2 separate regions of the Homo sapiens genome follow, and region 1 is linked to region 2. Evidence: read pairs that join two places in POLR2A ChIA-PET (ENCODE). Cell type or tissue: endothelial cell of umbilical vein. All regions are shown on one strand.

The links. Peaks named below come from ENCODE experiments on the same cell type or tissue, not always from the same donor. Only the 100,000 strongest peaks of a DNase experiment are listed, where the experiment ranks them.
Region 1: POLR2A ChIA-PET joins it to region 2 with 9 read pairs; 1 of 35 experiments calls an interaction of 5 or more read pairs at or near these places.

Annotation. Positions count from the first base shown.
Region 1 is chr3:188,935,713-188,938,212 of GRCh38, forward strand. No RefSeq gene overlaps it. Among named protein-coding and RNA genes, the nearest start is that of TPRG1-AS1, 11 kb to the right of the region's middle. RefSeq lists enhancers at 1,665-2,166, 2,286-2,500. In endothelial cell of umbilical vein, no CTCF peak of the experiment used is centred here; DNase peaks (open chromatin) are centred at 1,099 and 1,859.
Region 2 is chr3:188,186,436-188,188,935 of GRCh38, forward strand. All of the region lies in intron 1 of LPP (LIM domain containing preferred translocation partner in lipoma), which reads left to right. Among named protein-coding and RNA genes, the nearest start is that of FLJ42393, 9.1 kb to the left of the region's middle. In endothelial cell of umbilical vein, no CTCF peak of the experiment used is centred here; a DNase peak (open chromatin) is centred at 1,296.

The DNA.
Region 1 (2,500 bases), 750 kb after region 2:
GTTGAAAGAAGCCTGTGGATTAATATCCATAATCATGGGCAGCGTTGTAGCATGGTAGGTTAGCACAGCACTGTAGTGTCAGAGCACCTGAGTTAAATCCTGGTTCTGTCCCTGTGAGCTATGTGACCCCAGGTAAGTATATAATCTCACTGAGCTTTAGCTTACCCACCTGTAAAGGTTAGATGAAAACAGCATTCTATCTCAGAGTTGCAAAGACTAGGTGAGCTAATATATTAATAAGTAGAACTCTCAGAACAGTGCCTGCTGTATCATAGATGCTATGTAAGTATTACCTATCATTATTTACTTTTTTTTTTTTTTTTTGAGACAGGGTCTTGCTCTGTCACCCAGGCTGGAGTGCAGTGCACAATCACAGCTCACTGCAGCCTCAACTTCCCAGACTTAAGCTATTCTCCCACTGCAGCCTCCTGAGTAGCTAGGACTACAGGTGCATGCTGCCGTACTCAGCTAATTTTTGCATTTTTGTAGAGCTAGGGTTTTGCCATATTGCCCAGGCTAGTCTCAAATTCCTGTGCTCAAGCAATCCTCCCTCCTTAGCCTCTCCAAGTACTGGGATTACAAGTGTGAGCTACCTTGCCCAGCCAGCTATCATTATTATTATTTATTTTCCCTTCACCTGCAAGGAAGAAGGGAACCCAAATGTGCTTGCGGACTTACTATGTAACACTTTTATCATTATTTCCTCATTTAACTTAATATGCTCACTCTTTACATAGGTTGTTATTATTAACCAAGATTATATCTATAAGGAAATTATGAGGAATTAAGTGACCTTTGTGGGGTCACTCAGCCAGAAAGTGGCCCACTGAGATCCAGGATGATCTGGTCCCAAGTTCCCAGCTAGCACAATGAACTCCCTTATATTGAGACTGTTGTAGGCAAGAGTGATTGTTCCAGTTTACTATGACCAATTTGACTAGGCATGATGGATTATTAATGATGGGAATAAATATATTTTCCTTTCCTGTTTTATTTGCTGTAATATAAGCAGTGCAAGACACTTTAACAGACTGGAGTGCTGAGTTGCCTGGTGCTCCACAGATATGATTCATTGTCGGTTCCATTGTAGATACAGACTGAGACAGACAGGAGGCAGCCCAAGAAAACTAGTAACAGCCTCTTGCTGATACTTCATGACCCTAAGGGAGAATGAAGCAGCAACTGAGGTTGAAGAAAATCCACCTGATAGGTTTAGTCAGTGAATGATTACAACCGCTTACATGTGGAGAGCTGAATAGTCACAAAGCCCTTTCCCATATTTACATATTCTCTACTCCTCATAACAACCTGAGATTGCTCAGGCAAGAATCATCACTGGGTTTGACTATTGAAACCAAGAAGGCCTGTAAGCAGCAGAGCGGATTTTGAACTTGGGCCTTTTCTCATTCAATTTTGCTAACTATCATAGTAGAGAAAAGAATGTCAACGTAAAAGGCAAAGTAAATAACTCTGACTTTGAGATGAACATAATGGGTATCCTTTAGATGCTGAGAAGGGTTTTATGGTTCTGTACTAGCACTGTTTGCCTTACGGTGATGTCTTTGCTCCTACAGAAAGGCTTAAGCTCAACCCTTTGGGGTATTAAAAAGAACAAAAGACTTGTCTCAGTTTTTATCCATTAAGGCAGGATCCGCTTCCACCTCCAGGAGTAGTTATGTTCTCCAAGGGGATCGGAGTGTGGGTCAGGGTTCAAAATCACTTCACATCTGATGTCAGACCTTGTTGTACCTCTATGCTTCTTTGATCCAAGTAGGAAGTAATTCTAGGAACTTCTGACCCAGTATTCTTGGTGGTGGTAATTTAAAAGCTTCATTCTTGGCATATTTGTGAGGGGCCCGTCCTGCTACACCCAGTCTCCCGAAGGAAGCAGCTGATTGAGTTCTCATCCTGCCTTTGTTTTTCTCTTTCAAGGAAAAATTCTTTGAGAGCTGAGTATGTCTACATCACACTGGCCTCGTGCCTTCCCATTCCAGACCCTAGATGACTGGTGAAAAGCAACGTTCTCTTCTTCAATTGCACGGTCGACTAATAGTGTGGTACTCTTCACCTGGGGAAATTATTTCACACCAGTCTGGTACTTGGCTGGGCTTCCTTGTGACTTAAGTTTGGAAACATTCAGGGGTATACCTTTTCTATCAGTCAAAGCTAAAGTTTCTACTTTTAGGAGAATTCTTTTCTAGCTCTATGTGGGATATTTTCCCCATGTTTATTATTTCCTTAATGGGGACACAAACTTCATCATGGTCAGGGAGAACTCCGATTTGATTACTTGCAGTGTGGGGTAGGAGAGAGTCAAGAGAAAGGGAACTTAGGCTTCATGTGCTGGTTAGAAGGGCACAGCAGGAGAGAGAATCAAGAAGATATTCGAAGTAGGAGGTGATTTTCCAGTATGCAAGAACAACATCTACATCTTGACAACAACTCAACGATATGTGGAACATGCTTCTGTTACCAGGGGTCTTTGCTCCCAGAGCTCCCA
Region 2 (2,500 bases):
AAAAGACGACCTTGTCATGCATTTAATGATCTTCAAAAGAGTGACATCTTGTAATGGTTTTCCCAGGAAAGCCCCTTCACATTTGACTTTTGTGACCTCTTGGTCCTGCTGTTGGCAGTTAATCCTTTCTAGCTTGAAATAATTTTTTTCTAAGTTTTTTTTTTTTTAATTTAAAAGGTGCTATAATACAGGCTTACAGTAAAAATAAAATAATGCGGAAGTGTTTACAATAAAACAGTAATTTCCTGTCCCATCTCTTCCCAAACCGGTTCCATTACCCATAGTCAACCACTTGTAACCATTTTTTGTTTTTGAGTTTTTTTGGTGGTTACTATCATATTTCTAAATAATATGCTTCTGTCTCATGCTTGAGTTACTAGTTTTAGATATGCCTATTAAACTTTATTTTATGATAGGTAAGGACTATTTATTTATATCCAATTGGTCCTTCCCAGTTCTCTTCCCAAGTCTTGACAGTTACATTTCTACTTTTATTCTTTGTGGTTTCCTTTATGTTTACAGAATATGCATAAATCTCAGTCTTTTGCTATATGAACTTTTGACAGTTTCGCTTCACTCACTATTTTGTAAGATGAAGATATTAGAGTTTCCCTCCACTTTTCCTCTCCACATTTACCCTTCAACTTGTCAATAATGTTTTAGGTTACCTTTTGCATCTCGAGGGTTTATAATGGATACATGCATATAGGCACATGTATATATTAATGGTTTTATACGTATAGCTAAGTCATCTGTGCTCTGTGGTTTGATTGCAAAAGCTGAAAAAATAAATAATATTTACATTATGATTTCTAGGTAAATATTGCTTAATACAGGGCTAAGTCATGTGCTGTGGTTTCATTTCCTTTTCTGGGGTTCTGAGGTCACCACCTTTAAGCCACTTATAGGAGACTGAACTTTCCCTTAGCATCAAAATCTAATAGATGATTGTAATTTTTTCTGTAGTTGTTCAGAGTCATTCTACATTTTGTTTATTTTATTTCTATAGTAAATAGATAATAAATAAGCTTCTTATTATAATTTCTTCTTATTTCTTAAAATTTTAGGCTGTATTTTGTTTTTGTTGAGAGAAAAAATTAGCATTTTCTACCATATCTCTTATGTATTCTGTCGTTCTCTTGTCTGCTTGGAGTCTGTTCTGTGTGTCTTCTTCAAGTTCCAGCAACTTTTTCTCTTATTTTGGACTGGTTTCTCCATATCTGGGCTATAATTTCTTACGCAGTTTCCCCCTCTTCCCTCCCACAAAGTTTCTAATTGCTTCCTTTTATTTAAACCCCTGTGTTTTTATTATGGTTTCAGATATTTCCAGGCTTTCATGGAGGCATTCTTCTGGAGCTCCTGAGTAATGTCATTATCTGTTAGTCATCATTATTAATATTCAGAAGCAGATATGTTATTAAAATATTATTCACCAATTTTTTAATACCAGGCAGTTTTGTTTGCTCTTTCTTTTTTTTCTCTACTGAATATTCATAGACATTCTAGTTTATTTTTTAATTCCTATATATTTAATAGCCACTCTCCTAGTCCACTGAGTGGATGTACTATTTTTAAAATTTAGCCATTTACATATTGTTGAATGGGAGTTATTGCCAGTTATTTGCTCTTATAAATAATACTCTTTTGAACATTTTTATGCATAAAGCCTTTTCATTAAATTATTTTATATGAATTCTTCATAGGGGAAGAAAACTGGAAAGCCTGTGTCATCATCTTTGAGGACATATGCCAGTTGACTACAATGGTGCTAGGTTTTAGTGGGGATCACTTGGCATTTCTTACTTAAGATCCTCTTTTTTCCTTTTGGAAAGGAGCAGTAAGAATTGGGAGGGGAGTACCACCTCTGAATCAGCACATTTAGTTTTCTTGGCAGCTTTTGGAAGATATAATGTATTGGGACTTATTGCAAAGTTGGTACTGCCTAGTAATTCACTGAGTTATCACCCTCCTTAAAGGAGTCCCCAGGGGTCAGCCAACACTCCATGACTTAGGCCCATGATGCTCTTGTCACCTAAAATCTTTGTATAACAATTATTTGGCGAAGTGTTATTCAGCATGATCATCTCCAACTGGATCATCACCCTTATTCACTGGAATTGTTTCTCGGTGACTTTGGGAAAAACCAGATTCATTCTTAAAACTCAAAGAGGAATTCCCATTGAGAATATGCTACAAGATCTACAACTGCTTCTACACGTGGTATATAAGGAAGGGTTTGAGGAATGGCAGGTTGTTAGAATGAATGGACTGCTGGGAAGAAATACATAGTGATGGGAAGCATGGTAATTGATGTATTGAAGATGCTGCATCATTGTTGGTCACCCTGCACCATGGTATTACTATAAAACTTCATCAGGCTAGCAACATTTACTCTATGGTTATGGATGAAATCTGCATCACATAATTACACAAAAATAGGATCCTTGTCTTTGAAAAGCTTAACAATTCATAGATGAACACTGATCATACTAAAAGAATA